Regions from separate parts of the Homo sapiens genome. Here region 1 is linked to region 2. Evidence: read pairs that join two places in POLR2A ChIA-PET (ENCODE). Cell type or tissue: K562. All regions are shown on one strand. Links, peaks and the distances in the headings refer to the core of each region. The heading gives the core; the rest is flanking DNA.

The links. Peaks named below come from ENCODE experiments on the same cell type or tissue, not always from the same donor. Only the 100,000 strongest peaks of a DNase experiment are listed, where the experiment ranks them.
Region 1: POLR2A ChIA-PET joins it to region 2 with 6 read pairs; 3 of 35 experiments call an interaction of 5 or more read pairs at or near these places.

What each region holds. Positions count from the first base shown.
Region 1 is chr19:10,879,062-10,883,444 of GRCh38, reverse strand. All of the region lies in intron 1 of CARM1 (coactivator associated arginine methyltransferase 1), which reads right to left. Among named protein-coding and RNA genes, the nearest start is that of CARM1, 9.7 kb to the right of the region's middle. RefSeq lists enhancers at 1-246, 247-1,088, 1,089-1,930, 1,931-2,773, 3,615-4,383. In K562, for the core only: no CTCF peak of the experiment used is centred there; DNase peaks (open chromatin) are centred at 1,519, 1,864 and 4,134; H3K4me3 peaks cover 256 bases.
Region 2 is chr19:11,124,401-11,128,783 of GRCh38, reverse strand. It overlaps LDLR (low density lipoprotein receptor), which reads right to left. Exons shown (of 18, transcript NM_000527.5): 16 at 699-776. Among named protein-coding and RNA genes, the nearest start is that of MIR6886, 13 kb to the right of the region's middle. In K562, for the core only: a CTCF peak has its summit at 2,502 (motif pointing left); a DNase peak (open chromatin) is centred at 2,533.

The DNA.
Region 1 (4,383 bases), core at 177-4,176, 250 kb after region 2:
AGTGAGATCAGGAAGCAGATCCAGAGGGTGCCGGAGAAGGCCCCTGGGACAGATAAACTACACCGGGGAAAGGGACTCCTCCTCAATCACTGGGGACGAGGGGGTCTTGGGCAGGATTCCCAGGGCTACTCTGTGTCCTACCTACCCCCACACCTGGACAACTTGGGATACATCTTCTCTTCCAGGCCACATAGCAGGCTCAGGAGACCAAGGATTCACCTATGTTGGGTGTGGGCCAATCCTCGAAAGCCCCCTCCATTTAATGGGAGGAAACTGGAGGGAGAACCACGGTTCCCTGGACAAGGTCCCAAGGTGAGGCTCCCATGTGTGCTAATCAGGACCGCCTGCAGCCTCTAACCCAGAGAGTGCTGGGAGGCCAGGGATAGCATTCCAGCCAGGAAAGGCAGAGAGTAGCAGGGCTGACCACAGACACCCTGCAGGCCCCTGGGTCCCCCTCCTTTGCAGCTCACCTCTCTCTGGCCAGGCCAGCCTCTCCCCTACCTCTCCTTAGCTGCCATTCTCTTCAAGGTGCTCCCTAGACCACTTCCCCAGCAGAGGAGATGGGGTTCTCTGTCTGCCTTCTCTCTGCTCCCCAAGACTGAGGTCGGGCACGGTGGCTCATGTCTGCAATCCCAGCACTTTGGGAGACCAAGGCGGGCAGATCCACTTGAGGTTAGGAGTTCGAGGCCAGCCTGGCTAACATGGTGAAACCCCGTCTCTACTAAAAACACAAAAATTAGCCGGGCATGGTGTCACATGCCTATAGTCCCAGAGACTCAGGAGGCTGAGGCACAAGAATCACTTGAACCTGGGAGGCGGAGGTTGCAATGAGCAGAAATCGCTCCACTGTATTCCAGCCTGGGCGACAGAGTGAGACCCTGTCTCAAAAAAAAAAAAAAAAAAAAAAAAAGACAGAGTGCACTGGAGATTGGGGGGCTGTGTCCGACTTGGGCAGGGCTCTGTATACAGTCCAGCCACAGATGTCTACTCTGGCCAAGGCCACTTTCCACCAGGGAAGCCACTCACCGAATCCTCCCACCAATAAGGAAGCTGAGATTCGGGGACACTGAGGCATTTGCCCATGATCGCCCCGCCAGGAAAGCACAGCGGGCCACAGCATGGCTGGAGCCCAGCCTCCATCACAGGCGTCCCTTGCCTCCCCATCCCCCCCACTGCATGCCCTTGGCCATGCCAGGCCCACAAGTTCATTCCCAGAGGAGGTCTTCCCTCCTGCAGTGCCAGACGCTATTTTAAGCACTTTACTTCTATCAGCTCGCCACTCACAACAACCCTCTAGGGTAGACGATGTCAAGATCCACAACTGACAGCCAAGGAAACTGAGGCACAAAGTGGTCACCGGGATGCTAAGGAGTGGATCAGGACTTGCCAGCTGGCCCCTGCTAGAGCTCTTACCACAAGCACGACTCTGCCCTCAGCCTCCCTCTAAGCAGAGCCCCTCCCCCAGCATCCTGGAGCCCCTCAGCTTGTTTTAAGTGATTGCTGATTTAGCGCTCCTCAGACAATGTCCCCAGGCCTGCAAATGTGGGACCTTGTGTTTATCTCGGGTGTCACCACATCCCTGGGCTCCTAAAACAGTAACTGGTGCACAGCAGACGCTTGGTGAATTTCTGCTGACCATTTCAAGCTGGCTGGATGGGAGCTACCGCACTATGGAGACGGCGAGTCCACTTTCGCTGCCTGTTTCTGGCTGAATGAATGAAAGAGTGGGTCTCAGTGGGCTGGGAAAGGTCACCGTCCCCCCTGCTCTCTCTGCAGCTCCACTGTCACCTCCCCCAAGACCTGCCATCTGGCTGGCCCCTCCCCCACCCCAGCCCTCCAGGGGACTGCTCTCTGAGGTCACCTGTGACCTCCTGCTCAGAAATCCAGTGACCGCCCCTTGGCTCTCACTCTGACCTCTCACGGCATCTGACCTTGCTGCCCTCTCCTTCCTGCCCTTTCAAAGCTTCTCGCCTGTCCCTGGAGAGATGTCCTGGCCCTGCGCAGAGAGCCCCCAATCCCTTACCAGCCAGGGCAGACTCCACTCCCCAATCAGGTGCTGTCCTCCAGGAACTGGTACCCTTTTTCAGTCACAGATCCTTCTGAGAAGCTGACCGAAATCAGGGGAGGTTCTGCACAGAAAAATGTGCAGAGAATCCACAGCTACACCACGGCCAATTTATGGAGCACTTACTTCGGGCCAGGCACACAGGGCAAAGCTTTTCTTTTCTTTCTTCCTTTTCATATATCACAAGTCATCAAGCAAGAAGCATTTTTTTTTAGAGACAAGGTCTTGCCCTGTTTCCCGGGATGGAGTGCAGTGGTACGATTATGGCTCAATGTAGCCTCAAGCTTCTGGGCTCAAGCAATCCTCCCGCCTCAGCCTCTGGAATAGCTGGGACTAGAGGCATGTGCCACCATGCCGGCTAATTTTTTTAAATTATTTTTTAAGAGATACAGTTTCACTGTGTTTCCCGGGCTGGTTGTAAATTCCTGGACTCAAACCGCCCTGCTGCCTCGGCCTCCCAAAACCTGGGATTACAGGCATGAGCCTCTGTGCCCAACTGGGGTGAAGTATTTTACATGTGTTTCCTCCCCTCCACGAAAACCTCCAGGGAGGTGCCACTGTCACCCCCTTTCAGGGAGGGAAAGTGAAGCTCAGAGGCTCATCCACAGTCACAGCTACCGATTCTTGTCCTTTTACCCCTTTGCAAAACTGTGTCCAATTGTGAGGGGCTCATGGGACCGCCCCCAGGGGCCATCCACAGACCAGATTAAGAACCCGAGCTCTGGAGCCGTGGCTGCCATGACTCACACCTGTAATCCCAGCACTTTGGGGGCCAAGGTAGGAGAATCGCTTGAGCCCAGGAGTTCCACATCCGCCTGAGCAACATAGTGAGACCCTGTCTCTACAAAAAAAAAAAAAAAAAAAAATTAGCCAGGCATGGTGATGTGCGCCTGTGGTCCCAGCCTGTAGAGAGGCTGAGGGAGGGAGAATCCCTTGAGCCTGGGTGTTCAAGGCTGCAATGAGCTATGATCGTGTCACTGCACTCCAGCCTGGGTGACACAGCAAGACCCTGTCTCAAAAAAAGAAGAAAAAAAAATCCTAGCTCTGAGCTGATGGAACTGATGGAAACCCCTCCCAGCCTCAACTCGCCACCTCAAGCAGCCAGGTGTGGCCCAGGTGGGCCCCTCCATCCTGCCCTCGCTTAAGTGGCTGCTTCCCTGGATGTCTTTGCAAACTCACCACCTCCCAGGTTCTCCAGCAGACCTTAGAAGCAGCAGGTTTCCGCAGAAAGGAGACACACCTGCCACAGAGGTCTTCCTGAGCCTCTCCACCTGCTAAATCCAACCTGGTCTGAGGTGTGTGAGGCTTGGCATCTCAAAGTCATTAGCAAGTTCACACCACACTCCAGCTTCTGTTGAAAGGCCTTGCCCACCCATCTCATCCAGACCCCCTACACAGAGGGCCAGTGCTTGGTGACCAGGAGCTGCTCACAGCACTGGACACCTTCCATTAAGATTTCACCTGAGGCTGGGTGCGGTGACTCATGCCGGTAATCCTAGGACTTTGGGAGGCCAAGGCAGATGGATCACTTGAGGTCAGGAGTTCAAGACCAGCCTGGCCAAAAGGGTGAGACCCCCGTATCTACTAAAAATACAAAAATTATCTGGGTGTGGTTGCACGCACTTATAATCCTAGCTACTTGGGAGTCTGATGCAGGAGAATGACTTGAACCTGGGAGGCTAGAGGTTGCAGTGAGATGACATTGAGCCACTGTGCTCCAGCCTGGGTGACAGGGCGAGAATTCATCTCCAAAAAAACCAAAAAAATCCTCGATTCCAACCCAGCCCTGTTTCCACTTTTAGCCCCTCCACTCCTCACAGGGGACCCTGTGCTCCAAGCCAGGTGGCTGTCTCCAGCCCTGGCCCACTGGAGCACCTCTCCATAACCCAGAAACGTCCTTCCCAACATTCTGGCCAGGTCCAGATCCTACCCACTGTGGCCAAGGTGACTCCCTGTATGTTCTCTCTTTGTCCATGGAAACTGGAACCCTAAATTCAGCTGAGCACATGGCCGCTCAGATTGAAAACTACATTTCCCAGCATCCCTTGCAGCTGGCAGTGATCATGTGACTACATTCTAGCCAACAAAATGAAAGCTGAAGCACCTTGCATCAGCTACCGGGAACCTTTCTTAACAAACACCTGGATGTGACCTTTGCACCCTTTCTCCTTTGTCCCTTCCTCTGTCCTGCTGTCTGGAAGCCAGGGTGTAATGGCGGGACTCCAGCAGTCATGCTGAAACCTGAGGACAAGACCTCACCTTAAGAATGGTGGAGGATCAGCCTGGGGCAGTGGCCTGTAATCCCAGCACTTTGGGAG
Region 2 (4,383 bases), core at 294-4,293:
AGTGCTGGGATTACAGGCATAAGCCACCACACCCAGCCTCATAAGTATAAGAAATATCTAACCTGAAGCCCACTGGGTGAGCCACGCCCCAGAAGTAGCTGACTTCTTCTAGATTTCTGTCCAGGATTAGCCACACACAGGGCTGTGACTTTTTAAGAAATAGGAAGTGGGGTATAGTGGCTTGCACCAGCTACTCAGGAGGCTGAGGTGGGAGGATCGCTTGAGCCCAGACATTGAGGCTGCAGCGAGGCATGATGGTGCCACTGCACTCCAGCCTGGGTGACAGAGCAAGACTCTGTCTCTCAAAAAAATTAAATTTCTTTTTTCTTAAAATTTAAGAAAAAAAGAAAAAAGAGATGTGATGGTAACCGAGTTAGGATGAGCATGGGTGAGGCAGGGAGAGCGCGCCTCTCCACACAGCCCCCTGCAAGGGAACCAGTTCCCCAGAAGGCACTCAAATCTCGGTGAGGCTATTCCACAGCACGGGACCCAGCTCCACATCCTCCATCTGACCCCTTAGCTGTCTGATCTTGTCACTGTCAGCCCCAAGCCAGGAGAGGCCGTGGGGGTGATAAAGGACACCAGTGGGGCTGTTCCCTGTCCAGGAGAAAAAGTGAACAGGCCCAACCAGCCAGGCACGAGGTCACATAGCGGGAGGCTGTGACCTGGGGGACGCTGGGGGACCGGCCCGCGCTTACCGATGGGGAGGACAATGGACAGAGCCCTCACGCTACTGGGCTTCTTCTCATTTCCTCTGCCAGCAACGTCGCCCAGAGCTGCAGGAGAGAAGCAAGAGTGAGGCCCAGGTCTAAAGGAAGGCCACCAAGAAATGGAGCAGGCAGAGGACGGTGGTCACGGCAGGAAAGCGCCTGGCACATCTCCCTGGACACTTGGAGAACTTCCCAAGTCTGTGAGAGGCCACACGGGCTTATTTGTGAGTTATCGAGGTTGTAGGACTCAATTCCGGTTTAAGAAGGTTCTTTTTGTGGGGGATAGAAACAGAGGTCTGGCTATGTTGCCCAGGCTTGTCTTGAACTCCTGGCCTCAAGAGATCCTCCTGCCTCAGCCTTCCAAAGTGCAGGGATTACAGAAATGAGCCACCGAGCCCAGCCTAAGAAGGTTCTTGAGCCTCACATTGATGAGTCTTTAGGGGAGGGCTGCAGAGGCTTTTATTCTAGGTGGTTGACAAGGTTGCAGGTGAAATTCTTGTCAACCTACTTGTGCATTTTATTAAAATGAGCATATTTTGGTCTGGGCGCGGTGGCTCACACCTGTAATCCCAACACTTTGGGAGGCTAAGGCGGGCAGATCACCTAAGGTCAGGAGTTTGAGACCAGCATGATCAACATAGTGAAACCCTGTCTCTACTAAAAATACAAAATTAGCTGGCCGTGGTGGCATGCACCTGTAATCCCAGCTACTTGGGAGGCTGAGGGAGGAGAATCACTTGAACCCGGGAAATGGAGTTGCAGTGAGTCAAGATCGCGCCATTGCACTCCAGCCTGGGCAACAGAGTGAGACTCCCTCTCAAAAAAAAAAAAAAAAGGCCAGGCCCAGTGGCTCAAACCTGTAATCCCAGCACTTTGGGAGGCTGAGGTGGGCAGGTTGCCTGAGGTCAGGAGTTCAAGACCAGCCTGGCCAACACGGTGAAACCCTGTCTCTACTAAAAATACAAAAATTAGCCAGCTGTGGCGGTGGGCACCTGTAATCCCAGCTACTCAGGAGGCTGAGGCAGGAGAATCGCCTGAACCCGGGAAGCAGAGGTTGCGGGGAGCTGAGATCGCACCACTGCACTCTAGCTGGGGCAACAGAGCAAGACTTCGTCTCAAAAAAAAAAAAAAAAAAAAAAGAAGAAAAGAAAAAGAGGGTATTTTGAAGGGGACAGGGGAGCCACCTTCGGACCCCACAATGCCCAGCATGCTCAGTCCTGAGGTTGAATGGCACAGAAGCTGATTGTCCTGCATCAACTGTCCCAGGCATTATGGGATGGGGTTAACCTTGGTACAGAACCATACAAGTGGACCTGGGCCATTCAACATAAGGGCCCTGGGCAAGGCAACATTTCAAGTCCACTAGAGCTAGGCACGGTGGCTCATGCCTGTAATCGCAGCACATTAGTAGACCAAGGCAGGAGGATCACTTGAGGCCAGGAATTTGAGACCAATCTAGGCAATATAGCCAGATCCCCCTCGTCTCTACATAAATGAATGAATGAATGAATGGCTTTTTTGCCAAATTTGAGGAGTCCTGGATGGGCTGGTCTGTGAAGCGATTAATTCTAGCAGTGCCCCACCTCCCCCAAGCAAGAAGGTTTCTCAGCCTCTCCCAGGCAGTTTCCATTTTATCCTGCTTGTAACTGAACAAAGATTTCAGCTACTCTGGAACCAAAAAAAAAAAAAAAAAGAATGGTCTGAAATTTGCCGATGTGCCATTTTTTTTTGTTTGTTTGCTAAAAGTCTAGGAGCACCATTTCCCAGCAGCTCAAAGCAGTTTGGGCGCCCTCTGGTGGACAAACGAATGACATCCTGACCCACACCTGGGTCTCATCACATCCAGGGAGGACAGTGAGGCCAGGTCAGACACTCACCACCCCAGCCCCCAAACTAAAGGGGGAGCCAAAAAGCTTAGGAATCTGATAATATTCCTTTTCTTTGCAGAGGGGAATGGAGTTTCACTCTTGTCCTCCAGGCTGGAGTGCAATGGCGCAATCTCAGCTCACTGCAACCTCCGCCTCCTGGATTCAAGCGATTCTCGTGCTTCAGCCTCCCGAGTAGCTGGGATTACAGGCACCTGCCACCACGCCTGGCTAATTTTTGTATTTTTAGTAGAGACGGGGTTTCACCATGTTGGCCAGGCTGGTCTCAAACTCCTGACCTCAGGTGATCCACCCACCTCAGCCTCCCAAAGTGCTGGGATTACAGGTGTGAGCCACTGTGCCCTGCCCAGGAATCCAATAATATTCTAATGCATTATTTTTATTTTTAGAGATGGGGGTCTCGCTATGTTGCCCAGGCTGGACTTCAACTCTTGGGCTCAAGCAAGTCTCCCGCCTCAGCCTCTGGGAGTAGCTAGGACTGCAGGCGTGCACCTCCACACCAGCCTTTAATATGTTATTTTTTAAAATTTAAATTAATGAAAAACCACCCAATGAACAAAATATCAAAATTTTCAAGGATAGACTGTGATCTTACACCTGCAAGATTCGGCCTCACTGGTCCACTGGCTCCAATAAAACTTTATTTACAAAAGTAAGTGGCCAGGCCTTGGCTGTAGTGTGATGATTTGAAAAAAAAAAAAAAAAAACAATTTTTTTGGAGACAGAGTTTTGCTCTGTCACTGAGGCTGGAGTCCAGTGGCATGATCTTGGCTTACTGCAACTTCTGCCTCCCAGGTTCAAGCAATTCTCCACCCTCAGCATCCCAAGTAGCTGGGATTACAGGCACCCACCACTGTGCCCAGGTAATTTTTGTATTTTTTTAGTAGACAGGGGGTTTCACCATGTTGGCCAGGCTAGTCTCGAACTCCTGACCTCAAGTGATCTGCCCACCTTTGCCTCCCAAGGTGTTGTGAATACAGGCATGAGCCACCAGGCCTGGCCAAAAAATTTTTTAAATTGCATTAATCTCAGCACTTTGGGAGGCCAAGGTGGGCAGATCGCTTGAGCCCTGGAGTTAGAGACAAGTCTGGGCCACAAGGTGAAACCCTGTCTCTACAAAAAAATTCAAAAATTAGCTGGGTGTGGTGGCTCATGCCTGTAGTCCCAGCTACCTGGGAGACTGAAGCAGGAAGATCACCTGAGCCCAGGGAGGTTGAGGCTGCAGTGAGCCATGACAGCACTCTATCACTCCAGTCTGGGGTACACAGTGAGACCGTGTCCCAAAAAAATAAAAATAAAAAAGTTTTGGCTGGGCACGGTGGCTCATGCCTGCAATCCCCAGCACTTTGGGAGGCCGCCGATCCTCGGGCAGATCACGAGGTCAGGAGTTCCAGACCAGCCTGCCCAACATAGTGAAACCCCATCTCTACTAAAAATACAAAAATATTAGCTGGGTATGGTGGTGGGTGCCTGTAATCCCAGCTACTCGGGAGGCTGAAGCAGGAGAATCACTTGGACCTGGGAGGCGGAGGTTGCAGTGAGCCAAGATGGCGACACTGCACTCCAGCCCGGGTGACAGTGAGAGACTCCGTTTCAAAGAAAAAAAAAATTTTTTTAATATATTGCATTGCCATGTTGAATAGTTGGGTTTTAAAAGAAAAAAAATTAGTTTATTTATTATTTATTTTGTAGTAGAGATAGGGTCTTGCTATGTTGCCCAGGCTGGACTTGAACTCCTGGGCTCAAGCCATTCTCCCACCTTGGCCTCCCAAAGTGCTGAGATTACA